Linked DNA regions of Homo sapiens: region 1 is linked to region 2. The links are chromatin loops, found by intact Hi-C in ENCODE. Cell type or tissue: dorsolateral prefrontal cortex. All regions are shown on one strand. Links, peaks and the distances in the headings refer to the core of each region. The heading gives the core; the rest is flanking DNA. Region 1 overlaps LOC105370866 (a long non-coding RNA gene). Region 2 overlaps SLC24A1 (solute carrier family 24 member 1).

Evidence for each region. A loop is a pair of places that touch in the nucleus more often than their neighbours do. Peaks named below come from ENCODE experiments on the same cell type or tissue, not always from the same donor. Only the 100,000 strongest peaks of a DNase experiment are listed, where the experiment ranks them.
Region 1: a loop joins it to region 2, with 2.1 times the contacts of the local background. A loop is called at or near these places in 31 of 110 quality-filtered maps.

What each region holds. Positions count from the first base shown.
Region 1 is chr15:65,825,311-65,836,311 of GRCh38, reverse strand. All of the region lies in intron 1 of LOC105370866 (a long non-coding RNA gene), which reads right to left. Among named protein-coding and RNA genes, the nearest start is that of TRQ-CTG1-4, 38 kb to the left of the region's middle. RefSeq lists enhancers at 1,773-2,503, 3,236-3,966. In dorsolateral prefrontal cortex, for the core only: CTCF peaks have their summits at 6,756 and 6,963; a DNase peak (open chromatin) is centred at 3,361; H3K4me3 peaks cover 675 bases; H3K27ac peaks cover 1,376 bases.
Region 2 is chr15:65,638,366-65,650,579 of GRCh38, reverse strand. SLC24A1 (solute carrier family 24 member 1) reads right to left here. Exons shown (of 10, transcript NM_004727.3): 4 at 10,877-10,985; 5 at 6,067-6,153; 6 at 4,877-4,968; 7 at 1-198. Among named protein-coding and RNA genes, the nearest start is that of SLC24A1, 23 kb to the right of the region's middle. In dorsolateral prefrontal cortex, for the core only: CTCF peaks have their summits at 11,594 and 11,804 (motif pointing left); a DNase peak (open chromatin) is centred at 8,761; H3K4me3 peaks cover 691 bases.

The DNA.
Region 1 (11,001 bases), core at 3,002-11,001, 190 kb before region 2:
TGCAGTTGCTGTCTTCCAGAGAGAAGGTTTTGTTATGCAATTTTTTTTTTTTTCTGAGATGGAGTCTTACTCTGTCGCCCAGGCTGGAGTGCAGCGGCATGACCTTGGCTCACTGCAACCTCCACCTCCCGAGTTCCAGTTATTCTCCTGCCTGAGCCTCCCGAGTAGCTGAGATTACAGGTGTGTGCCACCATGCCTGGCTAATTTTTGTATTTTTAGTAGAGACAGGGTTTTACCATGCTCCCCAGGCTGGTCTCAAACTCCTGGCCTGAAGTGATTCTCCCACCTTGGCTTCCCAAAGTGCTGGGATTACAGGCGTAAACCACTGTGCCTGGCCTGTGTTCTCATCTGGAAAATCCAACTGATAGCCTTTGCCTTACCAGTGTTAAATCACGTTTAGCATAAAGCTGCCTCCTTACATATCTTAAGTTCAGCCTAAAGGTTTCTCTGTACATCATGAACTATAACCTAAATGGAGCTGTATACAGGCTGTAGTCTACTTTTGTGTCAATCATTGAGTTTTGGCCAGTCAAGGATGGCCAACTGTTCAAACGTGTTCAAATAAGGCAAACACCGAACTGTAACCCATCCAGCTGTTTCTCCTCCTCACTTCTTTTTTCTGTTTGTCATTTTCCTTTTTCTGGCCATAAATCTTCCACCATGTGGCTGCGCTGGAGTCTCTGAGCATACTCTGGCTCAGGAGGCTGCCCGATTCACAAATTGTTCTTTGCTCAATTAAACTCTTTTAAATTTAATTTGGCTACAGTTTTTCTTTTAACATCTGTTTCTCAGAATAAAAGTGAAAGATTCCAATGAAAACATTGAAAAAGTAAAAAGAGCTATGAATGTGACATCTTAATGCAACTGCAACAATTTGGCAACACAATTGGTAATCCAGGGTTGCCGGGTTTGTGAAAAGGTACACATCTCCTGGGCCTCTGCCTCTTCCAGATACTTACGGCCAGTTTTGTTGATAGAGTACACTTGTCAATGACTCTTTCCTCCCATCCAAGCTTCCATCCACCATACCTATCATAACAATACCATAAGGTAAACATTATTAAGCCCCAGTTACAGTTGTATGAAAAGTAGTACAGAGAGCTTAAGTGTCTTCTTTACAAGCTAATAACAAATATATATAGAAGAGCTGGGATCTGACCCCAGAACTCCAACACTAATCTCTGGTCTCCTATGTTTCTCTGTTATCTTTTAAAACACCAGTGTCTTGGCCGGGTGAGGTTGCTCACACCTATAATCCCAGCACTTTGGGAGGCCGAGGCGGGCACATTGCCTGAGCCCAGGAGTTCGAGACCAGCTTGAGCAACATGGTGAAACCCCATCTGTACTAAAAATACAAAAATTAGCCGGACATGGTGGCATTCACCTGTAGTCTTAGCTACTCAGCAGGCTGAAGTGGGAGGATAGCTTGAGCCCAGGAGATGACGGAGGTTGCAGTGAGCCATGATCGCACCACTGTACTCTATCCTGGGCAACACAGAGAGATCTTATTTCAAAAAAAAACAAACAATGAAACATTAGTGTCTCTAATACAGTAGTCACCAGCCACAAATGACTATTTGCATTTAAATTAATTAAAATTAAACTGGGCCGGGTGTGGTGGCTCATGCCTATAATCCTAGCACTTTGGGAGGCTGAAGTGAGTGGATCACTTGAAGTCAGGAGTTCAAGACCAGCCTGGCCAATATGGTGAAACCCCATCTCTACTGAAAATGCAAAAATTAGCCAGGTATGGTGGCATGCACATGTCATTCCAGCTATTAGGGAGGCTGAGGCACGAGAATTGCTTGAACCTGGGAAGCAAAGGTTGCAATGAGTCGAGGTCACGCCACTGCACTCTAGCCTGGGCGACAGAGTGAGACTCTGTCTCAAAAAAAATAAATAAACAAAAATTAAACTGGATAAAAACATCCTCGCTTTCCACATTGCAAGTATTCAGTACCCATGTGTAGCTACTATATCAGACAGCATGGATATACAACATTTCCATCATTGCAAAAAGTTGAAATGAACAGTGTTACTGGCACACTACTGTATGCATCAGTAAGACACAGACTGGTGAAATATTTACTTTTACCTGATTCTGCCCCTCTTTCATCCTTATTGTCTAATTCTGAATGTTTTCTCTAGTCCCTCCTTCAGTCTTCTACCTAAATGCATGCCTGGAACTGGCCTGCTGGCTCTGAAGGGCACCCAGCACACAGGGCAGACACGGGGATTTTGATGACAAAGATTGATGCTGGCACTTTGCCTGAGCCCAGGAGACAGCAGCTCTAAAGCAGTCTGCAGCAACAGCACCAGGGTGGGAAGTGAACACCCTCTTTCTGCACATTTGCTGTTTGTTCACCTGCTCTGTCAGAAGTAGACAGAGGCAGAAAGGAAAAAGGAAAGAAGTTAAGTGAGGAGAACGAGAGGAGTGGGGCTAAAGACACCAAAACTTGGTGATCGAATTGTCTTCTAGTTCTTCCAGGCACAAAAGCTTATTCTCTAAAACCATTAAGGAGATTTCATTTGCCATTCCTACAATGGAAGGAATTTAATAATCACTCACTCTCTTAAAGCACTCACCAAACATGGATTTAAATGATCCCGGGCCTAATGATATGTTAAACATCCACATCCTCCTGATGAAGAAGACCCTAGTATAAGTGTTGAAAAAATCAAGTGTTACCAAAAAAAAAAAAAAAAAAAAAAGCCATGAATGAACTGTCTCCTCACCTAGTCCTGTCAATATGTCCTCCTTCTGTCTTCATGCTATCCTGAATATTTAGAAGCCTCTGCTTTGATACTCACCCTTCTTAAGGGGTCCTTTATGCCCAGGGAAGTTATATGAGGACCCATGGAGGTTTCAGCACTCTTTCTGACATCTAGGCTACAAACTGTCCAACCCATCTAAATGTAACAACAGTTTTACCCACATTGCTTTTCTGGCTAACTTCTCTAGCTCTTTGTGTAATTTAGGAAGTAGCATCTTCAAAACATTATAAAACACTCCTTAAGTAATGTGTAGGTGCTCTTTTGCAAGGCCCTGCCTCGCTCATGTGAGTATTATTTTAAAATACTGCCTCTGGATTCCTGGTCTTCAGTTTGAAATTTTTGTAGCTGCTTCAGCACTTCCTTCCCAGAGAGGGCTTGTGGCCTTGCTCCAAACAACACCACAGGACTTCCGCTAAGTATCCGGTTTTGTTTTGGTTTCCTACAACTGAGCTGTCACTCTCTGAGTTGCTGTTTTCAGAGCCCGCTGGGAGGAAAACAGGAATGGGCCCCTGCGGCACCATGCACAGGGCCAAGGAGCTTGGAAACCACTTGAAGGAGCAGCTGGGTGAAAAGTGGCAGGCCGCTATGGGACTCCTCTCTCAGCCTATGAGGACATAGATGACATCGGAAACCTGTGCTTACAGTTTCTCAGGGGCCTGGCACTTTGCTCTGTTGTCCCAGTGACTCACATGATAATTTTCCAGGCCTTCAAACTAGGTCAACAGCTTTGTTTGCCCAGAGAGCTCCCCTGGGAGGCCATTCTAAGGAAAGCAGACTGAAAGGGGATGTTTGGCCAGGTGATTCTTTTTGCTGGCTTTTAGCCTGAGGAAACATGATCAGTATTCAGGCCAGGAGTTTGGAGAATTAAAAGCTGCCAGCATCTGGGCTAAACCAACATACGTCAGTATTATTAGTTAAATGTTAACCATACTGCTAATTGCAGCCCTCTCCTGGAAAGAATTGAACAGATGATTTGGGAAGGCCCTAAAACAAGATGTCCACTCCTTATAGATAAGAAAGACAGCAGCTTGTGCTACAAATCTAGTCATAGAAGCTTCCATTAACTGTGAGTGGGACCTGATCAATTTTTTTCTTTATTAAGCGATGTAGTCTGATTCAGTATTTCTCAAATTTGAGAAGTCACAGAGCCCCAAGAACATATCTGAAGACCTGTAGACCCCAGTTTTTTAAGTCGGAATTACAAGTTTTTCTTTTCTTTTTTTTTTTTTTTTTTTTGAGACAGAGTCTTGCTCTGTTGCCCAGGCTGGAGTGCAGTGGCATGATCTCAGCTCACTGCAAGCTCCGCCTCCCATGTTCACGCCATTCTCCTGCCTCAGTCTCCCGAGTAGCTGGGACTACAGGCACCCGCCACCACGCCCGGCTAATTTTTTGTATTTTTAGTAGAGACAGGGTTTCACCATGTTAACCAGGATGGTCTCAATCTCCTGACCTTGTAATCCGCCCGCCTCAGCCTCCCAAAGTGCTGGGATTACAGGCGTGAGCCACCGTGCCCAGCCCGGAATTACAAGTTTTTCATACCAGTATTATTCACAATGGCCAGAAAGTGAAAACAACCCAAATGTCCATTGACTGATTGGTGGATAAACAATGGGATACAATGGCAACGAAAAGGAATGAAGTGCTGGTACGTGCTACAACATGGATGAATATCGAAAACATGCTAAATGAAAGAAGCCAGACACAAAGACCACATGTCATATGATTCCAGTTATATAAAATGTCCAGAATAGGCAAATCCAAAGAGACAGAGAGTAGATTAGTGGTTGCCAGGGGTTGGGGAGAGAGGGAAATGGACTGCTAATGGGTTTGGGGTTTTTTGAGGTGTGGGGGGTGATGAAAATGCTCTGAAATTATGTAGCAGTGATGGTTGCACAACCTTATGAGTATACCAAAAAACACTAAATTGTATACTTTAAAAGGATGCATTTATGGCATATGAATTACATCTACATTTTATTTGATTTGATTGATTGATTGAGACAGAGTCTCACTCTGGTTGCCCAGGCTGGAGTGCAGTGGTGCCATCTTGGCTCACTGCAGCCTCAACTTTTTGGGCTCAGGTGATTCTCCCACCTCAGCCTCCCAAGTAGCTGGGACTACAGGAGCATGACACAATGCCTGGCTAATTTTTTGTATTTTTTTTTTTTTTTAGTAGAGATGGGGTTTCACCATGTTGCCCAGGCTGATCTCGAACTCCTGGATTCAAGTAATCCGCCCGCCTCAGCCTCCCAGAGTGCTGGGATTACAGCTGTGAGCCACTGTACCCTCAGTCCATATCTAACTTTTAAAAGTTACATATTATTTTAATTTTAAAAGTTACATATTATTTTAGTTGATTACTGGGTATTAGAATATGTTAAATAGTTTGTGCAGAACAATGAAACCTTGTGTCAAGATTCACTTATGTGGTGGCTAGCCAGGTGGTCCAGAAGTGTAGGTTAATTGTAGATAATCATTGAGGGAAATCTAAAATATACTTGTAGATAATGTCAAGGCCCTAAGAACTCATCAGTAGAACTCTCAAGGGTCCCTGAACCCCAATTTGAGAAACATTGGCCCAGGTAACCTCCCAGGATTTGTGACCCTTTTACATGCTATGTGATGAAAACTCTTTATAATGTACTTTCCAAAGACAAAGTCTGGCCAGGGATGCCTTGGGATTTATAAGTCCCTTGGCTGAACCTTGGTAACATAAGTATGTTATTACTCCATCTACTCTCCAGATACTTAATTGAGCATGTGATCTATGAGGATAGAAATGCATTAACCCCATCATGAGATGAAAGTAGAGTATGATATCAGGTGATCTAACATGGAAGATCCTCTGAGGAAGGCCTCCCACTGGGGCCTCACTTGGTTCGTGGATTGATCACTCCTGACTTAGATACTATGACCTTCCAAAAGGGTCCCTGGTGATGGAATAAAGATGGATGCTGGTAACTCAAAACAGAGGGGAAGGCCAGTAGGCATTTATGTCAGCAAGGAGGCTTTCCCAAAAGGTCTGTTTGGGCATGGGCAAAGGTCAAGGTATATAGGGTGTGGTTCATGGTTGGCTTTTATACTTATTTAACTGGAGGACAACTCTCTCTACTCTTTGTTTTTTGGTTTTGTTTTTTGAGACAGAGTCTCGCTCTGTGGCCCAGGCTGGAGTGCAGTGGCGCAATCTTGGCTCACTGCAACCTCTGCCTCCCAGGTTCAAGTGATTCTCATGTCTCAGCCTCTTGAGTAGCTAGCATTACAGGCATGCATCACCATGCCTGGCTAATTTTTATATTTTTAGTAGAGACGAGGTTTCGCTCTCTTGGCCAGGCTGGTCTCGAACTTCCGGCCTCAAGTGATCCATCGACCTCAGATTCCCAAAGTGCTGAGATTACAGGCATGAGCCACTGTGCCCGGCCTGATTTTTTGTTTTCTCACCTAGAAAAAAAACAGAAATTATCCCACTTGCTAGGGTAGTTCAGTCATCAAACTACCAAATAGGGGCTACCAAAGCCCCTATTCTTTATGTATTCTTTATGTACTACACACTAGGCTTGTGCTGGGAGGAAACTGGTGTGGCCCCTTTTCTAAGGGAGCCCACAGCCCAGTGGGGGAGACTATTGTATGTTCTTAGTGTTATGGAAAGAAACTTTGTGTTGAAAGAACTTTGAAAACTATGAGTGCTTTAAAATATATGACAATAAGTATATTTTAATTATCCAGTATGAGTCAATGGTTGGTCTGATTTCTGGACCTGGGTATTTCTCTAAGAGGACTAGGTCTCGCTTTGTCACCCAGACTGGAGTGCAGTGGTGTGATCTAGGCTCACTGCAGCCTCAACTTCCCCAGGCTCAGGTGATCCTCCCACCTCAGCCTCCCAGGTAGTTGGGACTACAGGCGCAAGTCACCACGCCCAACACATTTTTGCATTTTTTATAGAGACAGGGTTTCGTCATGTTGCCTAGGCTGGCCTTGAATTCCTGAGCTCAGGCAATCCACCAGCCTAAGCCTCCTAAAGTGCTGGAATTACAGGCATGAGCCTCCATGCCTGGCCCAAACTACTTTTGTAGAATTAAACATTGGAGCAGTTACTAAATATCATTCACCTGGGTATTGACTGAATTCACCAACTCCCATGACGGTATTTTCATGTTGTGCCCACTAGGTGTCTCGTTATTTTGTAAGAAAATGGAAAAGCACAATGTTTCTACCTGTGTTACCAGTCAGCTATAGGATAAACATGGGAATCACTTAGCTAAAATCTCAGCCCCGTCCTAGCAATCATTGATTAAAATGCCAGTGGTTACCTCTCATTTGAGTAGAAGCAGGGAATGTCCACAAAGATGTCTTTGTGGATTCTTTCTGCTTCTCATAATCCATGTACCTAAAAACTGTTCTCTTAAAGTCAGGACTAGGAAGATGAAGTAGGAATTCTTCCACAACATGAGTACTAAGACCTTAAGGGTAACAGCACTGCATCCCCATTGGTTTCCTAGGTTAATGTTTATGCTGTAACCTGCATGTGAGCTGACATTCCCTAGCCACACCACACTATTTGTATGCCCAGCCAGAATGTGTTCTTCCCTATACATCAATCAAAAAGACTTGTTTTCACAACACAATCCAGGGTCTCTTCTTGCACTTAGAATTTCAGGTTTGTAAATAATATAATACTGCTTATCTCAATATTTTCACCTGTGTCATGAATGACTTTTCTTTAGATGGCCCATGCCGAACCTTCTGTATATGAGTGACATCAGAGCGGAAGGCACTAGATAACAAACAGGAAACTGAGTGCCTTCAAAAGTTTATTGCAACCTCAAGAGCCCATCTCATCAGGCTTTCATACTCTACTAATGGGAGTGTAAACTGATATGACCTTTCTGCAATACAATTTGACAGTATCTATCAAGAATGTATTTTAAAATGTATTTCAAAAGTACTCTTTAATGCTGTGTCTGTCAGGATCCCAAAAGAAAAAGGATTTCAGCCAGGAGCAGTGGCTCATGCCTACAATCCCAGCACTCTGGGAGGCCAAGATGAGTGAATTGCTTGAGCCCAGGAGTTCAGGACCAGCCTGAGCAACATGGTGTATTAGTCTGTTTTCATACTGCTATAAAGAACTGCCCAAGACTGGGTAATTTATAAAGGAAAGAGGTTTAATTGACTCACAGTTCAGCATGGCTGGGGAGGCCTCAGGAAACTTACAATCATGGCATAAGGCAAAGGATAAGCAAGGCACCTTCTTCATGTGGCGGCAGAAGGAGAAGTGCTGAGTGACGGGGGAAGAGCCCCTTATAAAACCATCAGATCTCGTGAGAACTCACTATCACGAGAATAGCAGGTGGGAAACTGCCCCCATGATTCAATTAACCTCCACCTGGTCTCTCCCTTGACACATGGGGATTATGGGGATTACAATTCAAGATGAGATTTGGGTAGGGACACAAAGCCTAACTATATCACATGGTAAAAACCCATCTCTACTAAAAATACAAAAATTAGCCAGGCATGGTGGCACACACCTGTAGTCTCAGCTACTCGGGAGGCTGAGGTGGAAGGATCACTTAAACCCAGGACACAGAGGTTGCAGTGAGCCTGTCAAAAGAAAAAAAAAAAAGAAAAAGGAAAACGATTTGAGTCAGGATGGTTCAAATGAAGAGACTCTTTTTTTTTTTTTTTTTGTTGGGGGACAGGCTCTCACTCCATTACCCAGGCTGGAGTGCAGTGGCACAACCTAGGCTCACTGCAACTTCTGCCTCCCGGGTTCAAGCGATTCTCCTGCCTCAGCTTCCTGAGTAGCTGGGTTTACAGGCACCCACCACCACCCCCAGGATAATTTTTGTATTTTTAGCAGAAAGGGGGTTTCACCATGTTGGCCAGGCTGGTCTCAAACTCCTGACCTCAAGTGATCCGCCTGTCTTGGTCTCCCAAAGTGCTGGGATTACAGGTGTGAGCATTGTGCCTGGCAATGAAGAGACTTTAATAAAAGAACTACTTACAGACAGGTAGGCTGGGCTAAGGGGTAAACAGGGATGTTAAGGCACCAAGAGAAAAGCAACAGTGGGAAGCAACATTTCCTTATCCTAGGGATAAAGGAACAGAGGGAGGAAATAATCTTACAGAATCCAGTAAGAGCAGGGAATGGTGGAGGAGGGATCCAACCCCAAGAAAGGAGACTAGGTTGGGGGTGGGGAGGGGTAAGCAGCTAGCTGGCTCAAAGCAGGAAGAGAGTAAGGAGGAAATACCCTGACTTCTCTCTCTTCTAGCATACGTGATCTCCGGCTGGTGCCACCCCTGAATAAATCCCAAGGAAGCCAAGGGGCAAGGAATGCTGGAGATGCAATTCTTTGGAATGAAGAAAGACAGAGATTGCGGTAGGGGTGGGGGCAGGAGTGAAAAATAACCTACACAGTCCTGTAGTTCCACTCCTTAGAATATATCCTAGGGGCATAATCAAAGATGGAAGCAAAGAATTATATATAAGAATGTTCTTCACAGGGTTAAGTATAATAGTAAAAAAAAAAGAAAGAAAATAAGCTAAATTTCCTATAATAGAAGGATAAATTATAGTATATCCATACTTTGGAATATTGTCATGACACAATAAACATTTTTAAGGAATCTGTGATGATATGTAGAAATGCTTACAATAAAATGTTAATTGAAAAAAACAAAGACACAAAACTGTATGCACAGTATTAACCCAGTTCCTTGAACACCTATATGCAAAAGGAAAAACATCTAAAAAATGTGAGCAGTATTTACTTTTGATGATAGGATTACTTTTTTTTCTTAGTAGCTTTCAATGTTTTTCCTTTTTTTCATATTAAGCATATAATAGTTTTGTGATCAAGGAAAAAAGCCAGTGCCAAAAAGGAGAGCCTTTCTTATTGAAATGGACTCTGCTCAATAGAAAATATTAACAAAGGACACAATTATTTAAGTGTATTAAAATCAGTGACATGAGAGGTGAACTTCAATCTGTCTCCATTTGATATCTGGACAAAAAGTGAAAGAAAAATCAGTCAATTTCTACATGATATTAAATATCCAGATATTTTTAGCCTGGGTGACATGGCAAAACTCCGTCTCTACAAAAAGTAAAAAAAATTAACCTGGCGTGATGGCACATGCCTGTTGTCCCAGCTACCAGGGAGACTGAGGTGGGAGGATCACCTGAGCCTGGGGAGGTTGAGGCTGTAGTGAGCCAAGATTGAGCCACTGCACTCCAGCCTGGGCAAGAGAGTGAGACCCTGTCTTAAAAAAAAAACATATATACATATATATATATATATATATATATATACACACACACGCACACACACACACACACACAAATAGATACATATATACACACACATAGATATTTTAGATGATTTTGATTCTTTACTATATTTTTCCCTCTTCACTTTCGTTGTAGCAGGACAAGCCACAGACAAAACTCCTCAGACACCGAGTTAAAGAAGGAAGAGGTTTATTCGGCCAGGAGCATCGGCAGGACTCCTGTCTCAAGAGCCGAACTCCCTGAGTGAGCAATTCCTGTCCCTTTTAAGAGCTCACAACTCTAAGGGGGTCCGCGTGAGAGGGTTGTGATCAATTGAGCAAGCAGGGGGTACGTGACAGGGGCTGCATGCACCAGTGGTCAGAGTGAAACAGAACAGACCGGGAAGTTTTACAATGTCTTTCTATAATCTATAGATAACATCAGTTGCTAGGTCAGGGGTCGAATTTTAGGCTTAGGTCAGGCAGGCCCAGGCCTGGTTTCGGGTCTGGTTCCTAGGTTTTGGGTCTGGTTCCTAGGTGCCAGGCTACCTGCCTTTAGTTTTGCTTCTCTATCCTTTTCTGAGTATAAAACAATATAAAACAATATGAGAGGGTCTGTCTCTCTTCTCTCATAGTGACAGGTATGAGATCAATTCAGCTTTAACTGGACTCACTCATCTTGCAACTCTGAAAAATTAAAAAAAAAATTTTTTTTCCCACAACTGTAGCATCAGGCATGGTGGTTCACACCTGTAATCCCAGCACTTCGGAGGACAAGGCAGGTGGATTGTTTGAGTCCAGAAGTTTGAGACCAGCCTGGCCAACATAGCAAATTAGCTCTGCATGGTGGTGTGTGCTTGTAATTCCAGCTACTCAGGAGCCTAAGGCACGAGAATTGCTTCAACCTGGGAAGTCGTGCAGTGAGCTGTCAGCTGTAGTGGAGCCAAGATTGTGCAACTG
Region 2 (12,214 bases), core at 4,215-12,214:
ATCTTCACCTTCATTGTCTCCTTTTCCTTCTGCTTCATTTTCATCTTCACATTCTTCTCCTTTTCCTTGTGTTTCAGTTTCACCTTCACCTTCTGGTTGAGTTTCACCTCCACTTTTCTCTTCAGTTTCACCTTCACCAGCAGTTTCGCCCTCTTCGCCTGGCATTTCACCTGTGCTCTCGGCCTCAGCCACATCTTCCTGCAATCCAAAACCAACAGATTAATGTGTGGTAACTGCTCTGCTTGTTTTCCTTATGTTACTCCCCCATTTTTTTGTTGGCGTGCTTCTCAGAAGGTATCTGAAAACTTAAGTATGAGGAGAAAACTAGTGCGATAATTCAGCAGAATTCCCATGACCACACTCCTACCTAGTGGCTGTCCAGCTTTTATTTGATCATTTCCAGGGGTGGAAAGCTCACCACCTGAAGCAGCTTCTGTCATCTTTGGCACCTCTGATTCATCTGAAGTCCATATTTATATCAAAGTTCTACCCCCATGTATAGGTTTACTCTTTGATGCCTTACAAAACATCAGTCTTCCATGAGACAGCTCTCTTCCCTGGGTTAAAGATTCCCAGGTCCTTATATCATTTCTACATGCTATGGCCTAGAGCCTCCTCCCTATCCTGGTGAACTCATTTTAATTAGCTTATATCCCAGGAGGAGGGCATCCAAAACTGAATACAGAATATTGCATGGAGTGGAACAGGACTATCACCTCCCTTGTCTTAGATACAATGTTTCCATTAATGTTGCTTAATATGGCATGACATCCTTTGGTGGTCACAATGCATTGCTGAGTCTACTAAAACTCCTAAATTGTTTTATTACCTTATATCTACAAAATAAGGATGATAATGCCTATTTATTGAGGGTTTTTATGTGCCAGGCACCATGGGAAGTAGTTTAATAATAATAGCTAGCACTTACGGTGTTTTATGAATCAATTAATTCATGATATGGATAAAACTATGCCCATCTTACAGATGGAGAAACTAGAGTAAAAGGAACTAAGTAACTTGCCCATGGTCCACGTGGTTTATAAGTGATGAAGTTGGGATTTGAATATGGGTGGTCCACCAAGCTATCCTGCTTTACCAATCAATACCAGGTAAAGGGCCAAATGAGATGTCTGGCTCCCAAACTTGGTAGCCTGAGGAGCTTATTAGAAATTCAGATTTTTAGGCTGGGCACGGTGGCTCATGCCTGTAATCCTAGCACTTTGGGAGGCTGAGGTGGGCGGATCACAAGGTCAGGAGTTTGAGACCAGCCTGGCCAACATGGTGAAACCCTGTCTCTACTAAAAATACAAAAATTAGCTGGGCGCGGTGGCAGGCGCCTGTAATCCTAGCTACTCAGGAGGCTGAGGCAGAATTGTTTGAACCTGGGTGGTAGAAGTTGCAGTGAGCTGAGATTGTGTCACGCACTCCAGCCTGGGTGACAGAGCAAGACTCTGTCTCAAAGAGAAAAAAGAAATACAGATTTTCTGACCCCACCTGGACCAACTGAATTAGAATCTTTAGAATTGGAAGCCAGGAATCTGTATTTTAACATACTCACAGCTGTTCCTAAAACATCCACCTTTAGACCAGTGTTTGGGAACCACTGACTATCTCCACACACCCTAAAAGCCATTGATAGCTGGGTGTGGTCTCAGACATAGATGCCTATGTTTCAACTACTCAGGCAGCTGAGGCAGTAGGATCGCTAGAGCCCAGGAGTTCCAGGCCAGCCTGGGCAATATAGTGAGACCCCATACCCCTGTAAAAAATTTAAGAGATAGGCTGGGCACGGTGGCTCACACCTGTAATCTCAGCACTTTGGGAGGCTGAGTCGGGCGGATCATGAGGTCAGGAGTTTGAGACCAGCCTGACTAAAGTGGTGAAACCCCATATCTACTTAAAAAAAATAAATAAATAAAAATTAGCCAGGCGTGGTGGTGCATGCCTGTAAGTGCCTGTAATTCCAGCTCATCAGGAGGCTGAGGCTGGAGAATTGCTTGAACCCGGGAGGCAGAGGTTGCAGTGAGCTGAGATCGTGTCACTGCACTCCAGCCTAGGCGACAGAGCAAGACTCAGTCTCAAAAAAAAAAAAGAGATAAAATTAAAAGCCATTGATTCAGAGTGTCCTCAGATTAGGCAACCAGCTAACCTGTAGCAATATGCTGGTCCATCCCTTGAGCAAGAGCCCTGGGCTGTGTGTTCATGGAGTAAATATGTTGTCTGTAACAAATGTCATGATATTGGCAACCCCCAAAGGATGTTGAGTGAGTCTCAATTGTGCTGCACATTAAAATCACCTGAAGGCTTTTTTTTTTGTTTTGAGGCGGAGTCTTGCTCTGTCGCCCAGGCTGGAGTGCAGTGGCACCATCTGGGCTCACTGCAAGCTCCGCCTCCCGGGTTCACGCCATTCTCTCACCTCAGCATCCCGAGTAGCTGGGATTACAGGCATGTGCCACCACACCTGGCTAATTTTTTGTAGTTTTAGTAGAGACGGGGTTTCACCGTGTTAGCCAGGATGGTCTCGATCTCCTGAGCTCGTGATCCGCCCGCCTCGGCCTCCCAAAGTGCTGGGATTACAGGCGTGAGCCACCGCACCCGGCCCTGAAGGCTTTTTAAACCATTGATGCCCAAGGACCCACCCCAGATATTCTGACTTCATTGGTTGAGGGTGGGGCCTGGTCATTTTTTTTACTTCCCCAAATTATTCTAATATGCAACCAGGGTTGAGAACCCCCAATGAAGACAACAAATACTACTGATGAGGCCTGCAGTTTGAACTGAGAATGAGGATTGAGAAGATTTTCGTCTGAAATCATTCCTGCCCTCTCCTGTCTACCCCCATCAGGTAGAGAATGCTTCCCAGAGGAGATGACAAGTCATTTAAACCCATAAATATGGGAGCGTCTGTCTGTTCTGCACCCTCTACTCTGAAGACTGTCACTCCTAATAGCCCCAGCTGAGCAAGTAGCTTCCACTTCCTGTGTTGGAGTCAAGTCAGCCAGCCACAACCAGTTGGATGCAAGCTGGATTCTTGACCAAGGAGCTGGGTTGAACCGATTCTTTCTCTCTCTGTCTCTCTCTTTTTTTTTTTTTTTTTTTTTTTTGAGACAGTCTCTCTCTGTCACCCAGGCTGGAGTGTAGTGGTGCGACTTCTGCTCACTGCAGTCTCCGCCTCCACAGTTCAAGTGATTCTCCTGCCTCAGCCTCCCAAGTAGCTGGGATTACAGGCACGCACCACCACACCCGGCTAATTTTTGTATTTTTAGTAGAGATGGGGTTTCACCATGTTGGCCAGGCTGGTCTCAAACTCCTGACCTCAAGTGATCCTCCTGCCTCGGCCTCCCAAAGTGCAGGGATTACAGGTGTGAGCCACAACACCCGGCCCGATTCTCTCTCTTTTAAGACTGGAAACCAGTCACTGATTCTCCTGTGGATGCAGGATTGGGATTGTAGCTTGGGGTTATATGTGTGCTCATAAGGGAACAAATGAAGCCAGCCTGCCAAGAGAGGCCCATGATAGAGCCTGTACTCAGAGAAGGAATGTGAGGGAGAGCAGGACATGGAATGAGAAGCCACCAGGGTCACAGATGCCTTCTCAGGCCTAGGCCCAGCTCTTCATGAGATCAAGCTTCACTTCCTGCCCTGGGATTCCAGGGAATACCTCTGTATCCTCTTAATCCTTTTTACTTGAGCTAGCGGTAATAGACCTACTCATGTTACCATGAAGCTGTCTTAGACGCTGAACCCAAAGTTGCTGGCTTAAGGATGAGATATAATCAAGCGTTTTCTGGGTATTGAATGGAGAGAAAAAAAGAGATGGAACTTGCAAATGGAATGTTTTTTACTGTCAGTCACTCAACATATATTGAGCCAGCTGTGCACCAGGCATTCTGCTTCCCTCTGTAGGGGAGACAGGGATGACTCAGACTTCGATCTTGCCTTCAGGAACCTCACCACCTAGCAGGCTCAGAATCCAAGGAAGACAGTTGGTAAAAGCCCTGGGATAGGTGCAGAGCACCAGGGGCATTCAGATTTGGAGTGGTTCAAGGCAGCTACATGACAAAGGTGTTTATACTGGCCAGGGGCTGGGGAGGGGGGTGGGGTGCATGGTAAGATGAGGATATATGAAAATGGAGGAGAAAAGGCATTCTAGGGAGAGAAAACCATGTGAGCCAAGGCTGGGAGGTAGAAAAACATGGAGACGGCCGGGCGTGGTGGCTCATGCCTATAATCCCAGCACTTTGGGAGGCCAAGGTGGGTGGATCACAAGGTCAGGAGATCAAGACCATCCTGGCCAACATGTTGAAACCCCGTCTCTACTAAAAATACAAAAATAAAAATAAAAAAAAGAAAAACATGGAGACAAGAAATCCAGTTTGGCTGGAGCATGGTAGAAGAAGAGACCATGAGGCTGTAAAGACGGGGCAGTATCAGGACTTGGAAAGCTCTGCAGACAAGGCTGAGATGCCTGACCAGGTGCAGTAGGCAATGAGGAGCCTCAGAAGGTTGGAAAGCCTTCACCCAGCATCCCTCCCACCTGCATTTCAAGCTTCCCAGTGCTCAGGAGCTACCTGGTCTCACTGTCACCTAGTTGCTGACAGACCCACTAACAATTATTCCTTATGTTCTTATAGCATGTGACAGTTCACAATACATTGTCAATATGTTAGCTCACTCATGTAAGATGTTCCAGTGAGTTAATTGGCCCCATGAGATACTTGTATTTTTCAAGTGATCTTCAGAGAAAGGGTAATATTTACCCCCAGAGGAATGAACCTCAAATAGGATTTCAGACCTTCAGGGAGGATGTATTTTTGGTCAAGAGTTCCTTCCCTAGACCTCTCCAATTTTGTCTGTGCCAAGGCTGGGTGCCTACCTGACCGCCTGGATTCTCCTTCTGATCTCCCTTGATGTCTGGAACAGGGGCTGGTGTGACCGTGACCGCAGGGAGCTTGGCTGGCTCCTCCTCTTTAAAGGATAAACATGGGTTACATCAGAAGAGTGGACAAGGTTCTGAAGGAAGCTGGCAGAGACACTGGCATAAGTGGCTACAGGGCTATTGGACTTCAGGGTTTCTGAAGGTTTATTTGGGGGAATTTCTTGTTGGTAGGAAAAGTAAGATGATGTGAATTGTTATTGCCCTGACCTATCTGCAGATGAGAAGACAGTTGGCAAGTGACCATCCGTGCTCCCCTATAATTCACAGACATATCCATCCTGGCCATTGTGGCCAAAGACACTGTCAACAGCTGGGCAGTCAGAACAGAGAGAGGGCAAAGCTCCCAGCACTCAGAGAATGACCCTTTGGGAAGGATCCTGCTGATTCCAAAGGCAGCAGCTTTTGAAGCCTTGGAACAGGACTGACGGGAAGGGAAACTTGGAAAGTCTGGAGAGCTAGGTTTAGGTACAGGTTCTCTCACTTCTTGGCTGTGTGGCTTTGGGAAGTCACTTGACCTCTCTGAGACTCTTGTCTATAGGATGGGAAGAATGACTGCTGTTCCACCTCCATCCAGGGGTTGCTGGGTGGATCAGGCAGTCCTGGTGTGCTGTGCAGAGCCCACATGGCAGTGGCTGTCCCACTTTCTCAGTCCTAGCTGCCACACAGATACTAGACTTCTGTGACACCAGACCCCTGGTAGCCTTCCCTCACTGGGGTTGCTGATTTCAGACCAATAACTAGCAACACTGTCCTTGTACAGAAGAGACAGGAAGAAGAAATAAAGTCCCACAGTCTCATTTGGGATGAGATTTAGCAAAAAGAAGTGGGAGTTCAACAACCCCTAGCCTTCCCTCGCCTACCCCAGCTGTGGAAAACGGAGAGGAAGCTGTATGGGGCCACTCTCAGACCAGCGGCCATGTCAGAAAGACAGCACCTGGGAAGGAAGAGTCTGGAGTGGAGCGGCGATCAGGGCAACACCCTACCATCACTCTAACTGACTGGCTCACAGAGGCCAAAGATGTGCCTCAGCCCCTGGCCTGGCTGGCTGCTGCCTCCAGGCCAAGCTCACTACTGACAGCAGGGAGAGGGGGGCAGGAGAAAACCCACTGGTCTGGCCATCCTCTCACCTTCTGGTTTGCTTTCTGCTTTGGCCTGGGGTTGGGCTCTGGCCCCTTGATTCAAGCTCTCCTCCTCCTTCTCCTTGGCAAGGCGAACTGCAAATGAGACAGGACATACATCTTACCTGGAATTGTAGGATCATCCCTGCCACGCCCTTTCAGTTAGGACAGTCAGCTGAGCAGCCAGAGGGCAGCTGCAGAGTGTGGGAAAAGGCTGCCATGGGGGTTGTGACATCTGGATTCTGATCCTACGAGGCCTAGTTGTGGTGCCTAATTCCCAAAGTTCTGTCTTACATTCTCTGCATTGTCACTGACTGGCTGTGACCTTAGGGTAAGTCATTTCCCTTCTCAAGGCCTATTTCCTCTCTGGTAAAATGACATGGTTGGACTCAGGACCAAGAAATAGGATTTATTTCCTTTACAAGCTCAAGTGATGGCCTGCTTGGGTACTGAATTGAGAAGGACTCTGACCCAAACTTTGTAGAAAAGTACCATGATTGATTGGTAATGTCTGTGATAGACATGGAATGGAGAAATAATTGCAGGGAGATGTTTTTGCCATCCTTGGACTATATTATCTTTGTAGCTTACTTTCTATGAATCTACTAGAGGCTTTGTTATAGCTCCAGGGGGACGGCTGATGGCCATGTTCATAAGCCTTCCCTCTCCAGTGGAAAAGGGGAAATGGTTCACCAACAAGCTCTCGGATACACCCTTTTTGACCCCAGGCACAACAAGAGCCCGAGAAGGGCCTCCTTCAGATCCCTATGCACATGCTTTGCTGGAGGCCCACAGGGCAGCATGCACAGAATTGTGCTGCCCTGATTTCCAGGTGAGAAACACGGGACAGGCAACTCTCTTTAACTGGGACTACGTGCCAGGAAACATGCAAAGCACTTTACGTGTATAATTTCAAGGTGAGAAGGGAAGAAGGAACAAGGCTGAGGTGAAGGAGTCCACAGCTGTGTGGCCTGGGAGGGCGAAGGCAGTGGTGCAAGTGAAGAACAAAGTGGTGTCATGGGATCTACGGGCTCTATTCTGAATTTAGGCTGGCTCTGCCCCATGAGCACCGGGTGACTTTGGGAAGCCTGTGTGCCGGCACTAAGCCTCAGCATCCTCTCTAAAAAGGCAATACCGTCATATCCTCAGGGGACTGATGTGATGAGGATCCATGAGACAAAATAAATAAAAACACTTTTACTGCTGCAAATGCTGGCCTCACTCATATTGTTCCTTTAGCACAATTCTGAAGCCTGATGACCTGGGTTTGAATCCTAGTTCTGCCACTTGCGCTATAGCTGTGGACCTAACTGGGTGATTCCTTAAGCTCTCTGTACTTCAGATTCTTCATCTGTAAAATCTTCCAGAGTTGGTGACAAAGTAAATGAATTTATACATGAATATGGTCAAAACAGTGTCTGGCACCTAGAAAGCACTCTATAACTTTTAGCTGTAACAACAACAACAACAATGATGAAAACAAATTGACAAGAGTAGTTGAGAGCAGCTGTCCTACCTGGGAAGCACCCCACAGTGATGATGCCCGGCATCCCAGAGGGTCCGAGTTAGAAGGAACCCTGGAGATCATCTAGTCCATAATACAGACGGACTGAGAGGAAACGGAGAAGCTGGAAAGTGCAATCTGGGAAGCTGGGTGGATCAAAGGCTCTGCCTGGCTCCAGGACAAGCAGGAAACAGATAAATGGGTCTGGAATTTCCTCCTCTCTACCTGTCTCCTAAACTCTCAGTTAGTTCAGCTGCAGCTGGCTCTGGCAATAAGCTCCATGGGTAGAGCCACTATGACATGTGTGGTCCCTCGAAGTGGCCTGGTGGGCCTGGGTCCTCATCAGAACTGAGAGGTGGGGGGCCAACACACCTTCGTCCAGACAAACCCAGTGCCCCCTTGGCACTAATCAAACCCTGAAGTCTTCTGTTGAGCAATGTGTAGCTGCTGTCACAGGAGGGCTCCCTTGGTTCTGGTCTTGGCACTGAGATTATCTGCTGGCTGTTGCTGGAAGGGCTAGCCATAAACACAAGCTTCCCCCTTTCCTTCTCATCCTCATCACAGCCTAGACTCTCACTTCCCATGTTACTGAGGAAAACAGGTCAGCTGCAGGGTCTCCCCCACCCTGTCTCACACACATCCAAGTGAAATCACCAGAAAAGCCATGGGACCCTGGAGAGGATAAGCCCCTTCACAGGGAAGGTGAGAGTTCAGACCCCAGGAAACATCTTTTCCACGGATCAGCTCTGTGGAAAGAGCTGGAACACCTGTAAAGAGTGGAAACATCTGGACGGCCATCTGGAAACAGCATACAAAAACACAAATGTGCATCTAGAGAGCCTGGGGAACAAAGGCCCTCATCACAGCCCTGCATGGTCCCCACCCCTCCCATATGTCATCTCAGGGTGTAGAATCAGGCTGGGCTCTTGAGCACGACTGAATCCCAGAGGACATCTGCAGTCACGAGAGCCATTCCATGCCCCAAAGACACCCAGAGACAATGTACCAGCATGCTTGTCCTCCCTGGGATGATTGCTGCTGGCTCCTGGGCACTCGTTTCCTCACATGCCTCTCCCCTCTCAGCAGGGCCGGATCATGGCTTTAGCATCAATCTCCTCTGACCTCAGCCTGGCCTGAACATCACATAATCCTGTTAGGACAAGTAGGCCAGCTGGAGGCTGTTGGTCATGGAGATGCCCAGCTGGGGGCCCTCCAGTCCCACCCAAGAGGTCTTTATCATCAGGACTTTGCTAGAGTCAGTGATTCCTCTGGGAGTAGCCACTGATGACCCAGAGATACAGCTTTCCTCATGGGGCCCTGGCCAGAGCACCCCGGCACTCATCACCAGAGGCTGTCAGGGGCTGCAGCTTCCATTCTGCAAACCCCAGAGGTACTATTTTTCTAGAGCTGACATTTGGGGATGGCCTCTCTCACATGTCTGCTGAGGTTTACCTTGAGGAATTGCTTTTTATTTTTTCTTTTCTCTCTCTTTTTTTCCTAACAGCTCCATCAGCAGCTTAGATTAATTTTTTTCTCCCTTTCTCTCTCTCTCTGTTCTTACCTTGAGGAATTCCTAAGGAAGGTTTCATCACTTGTCTTTGATGCAGCTTTTCACAGTATGGTTTATTTATTTATTTGTTTGTTTGTTTGTTTGTTTATTTAGAGATGGTCTCGCTCTGTCACCAGGCTGGAGTGCAGTGGCACGATCTTGGCTTACTGCAATCTCTGCCTCCCAGGTTCAAGCGATTCTCCTGCCTCAGCCTCCCAAGTAGCTGGGACTACAGGTGTGTGCCAATTTTTGTGTTTTTAGTAGAGACAGGGTTTCACCATGTTGCCCAGGATGCTCTCGATTTCTTGACCTCGTGATCCGCCCACCTTGGCCTCCCAAAGTACTGGGATTACAGGCGTGAGCCACTGTGTCCAGCCTTTTTAAAAATTATTTATTTATTTATTTATTTGAGGTGGAGTCTCACTCTGCAGCCTAGGCTGGAGTGCAGCGGTGCAATCTCGGCTCACTACAACCTCCACCTCCCGGGTTCAAGTGACTCTCCCGTCTCAGCCTCCCAAGTAGCTGGGATTACAGGCGCCTGCCACCACGCCTGGCTAATTTTTTTTGTATTTTAGTAGAGATGGGGTTTCACCGTGTTGCCCAGGCTGGTCTTGGACTCCTGAGCTCAGGCAATCCACCTGCCTCGGCCTCCCAAGATGCTAGGATTACAGGCGTGAGCCACCATGCCTGGCTGGTATTTTTTTTTAAAACAACTGACAACCCAATATTGTCTCTGAAAAGGACTTCAGAGCCTAAAGAAAATTCTGAGCCCCGAAAATTTGTCCTTGAGCCAGAAAGGTCAGTCAGAGTGCTCCCTGGGACTCAATGGATCATTCTGTGGTGTCATATTCAGCTCAGCCCTCAGCCCTCCTGCCCAACTGCAGTCCAAGCCCTTGGCTTTTGCACAAAGGCTAGCATTTCCTTGATGGGCCTCCTGGCTGGGTTCCGGTTCTGCACCAGAGCCCCAGAGATGGGGAGGCTCCAGGAGAGCAGGAGAGTAGCTGAGAAGTGCCCTTTAGGGGTCTGAGATGCATGTTGGGGGCAGCTCTCTGGGGAAGAGAAGCAGAAGGCAGGATGTGGTAAGGTGGACAGTGAGAATCTCAGCCGCTGCCACCATTTGTCAAATTGGACAACAGCCCCCACTATACTTTGGACCCTGCTCTTACCCTCGTCACCCTTAAAAGGGTCCTGGCAGTTTCCAGGGTGTCCTTTGGGATTCCAGACTTGGGGAGGAGTTGGCAGGTTTCCTAGGACTCCAGAGTTGAATATAAAGCAAAAGGAAGTGCCACTAAGAACTTCTGGGCTTTGGGACCCTACAAGAGGCGTCCCCAGAAGCAGCCCAGGCCAGTCAGCCTGGGCTGAGCTGCTTGGCTAGACACTCTCCATGGAACACTGGGGCTGACTCCTGGGCAGTGGGCTTTGCAGGGCAGCCCCATCCCAAATCTGTGCAGAGCACATGGTACTCACAGCCTAACTGCAGGTTAATGCCTTCATTTTACAGGGAGGGACAGAGGCAGGGAAGTGGGATGTGGATACCCAAGGACCTTAGCCTCCATGTTCTTTGTTGCCCTCTCTTGGTGAGTCCCCTGTCTTGGTCTCTACCCTCTTTCCCAGACTGTCTGACTTTTACTACTTTCCTCTGCTTATTATCTCTTCCCACTCCCTCCTCACTGCCTCTAGGATTTTCAGGTCCCAGTTCTTCTCCAGCTGCAGGAGGGAAGGAGTGGATGGGGCAAACCACAAAGGTCTGGAGAGGCCTTGCTTACCTTCCCTCAGGGGGTCCAGGCTGTGGAGCATGAGCTGGTAGATGGTGCTGCGGATGGTGCTGTTGTGCAGAGAGGTCGAGCTGCTCCCTCGGGTCAGCAAGGACGGGAGCTGAGCAAGAGGAGAGCCGCACAGTGGGCCCCTGTCCAAGCCAGGGGAGGAACCACACGAGGGCATCACTAACCTTGCCTCTTTCCCATAAAGATCAGGGAGAAAGCACAGATGCCTTATCCTGACCTCCCCTCTTCCTCCACCTCCAACCAGAAGAGTTACACTACTTTCTTTCTCAGCCTCCCCTCAGCTCTTCCAGGACTATTTTGTTTTAGGTACTGAATAATTTCCCAACGTCTCCACAGGGAGCAACCTGGTGTATTAGGAATATCACGTTATGAAGGGTTTGCACATCCCTGCAAGTACACCCTCAGAAACACTCCCTCACCCACACACCACACAGACAGACCCACTGCACATGGCTACAGCCCTTTACAGTCCACAAAGAGCATTATCACGTTTTATCATTGCCCCACTCCCAGAGACAAGCAAAGCTATGATCCCCATCTATGGAAAGGGAAAGGAAAACTCAAAGAAGCTAGGTGCCTAAGCCAAGGTCATGCAGGAAGTAAATGAAAGAGTCAGACTGGTACCCAGGTCTTCTGTGGTCTTCTGATTCCCAGTTTTCAGTTTTGTTTTGGTTTTTTTTCTGCCCATGTGCTCAGAGACCCTCACAGGTACACACATACACACACATCTATACTGTACAGACACAGATGTGACACTTATTCATAGTGACACATATAGAAATATCATCTGATTTACAATGGAACATCCAAAGACAACGCTTCCACACTTGCGGAGTCCTCCCTCCCTTCTCTTCTTCCTCCCTCCTTTCTTCCCCCTCATCCCTCTGATCTGAACTCTTCTGCCATCTAGTGGTTGTGGTGACACTACTTCACCACAAGTCAGAGATTTTCTTTGGATGGGGGAGGTTCTTTAGGTTCAAGTTCGGAACTCCTTTCAAAGTTCCCCATAATTCTTTCCAGATACTTCATAGACTATAAACAGCTAAGACACAGTTTTTCAGAAACCTCAGACTCCTGTCCTCTCCAGTTCCCCTGCTATCTTTCTCTTAGTTCTGGGGCATTCCAAAGCCATAGGTAATCTGGCTTTTATATCAATCATACAATGTTGGGCTGTACATTAGGACTTGAATTCATCTAGTTCAAACAGTCATTTTACAGATGCAGAATCTGAAGCTCAAGGTCACACAGCAAGCTAATGGCAGAGAGGACTGTAACATTCCAGACTTAGCTCCCAAACTAGCACCTCCTCAAAGGCCATCT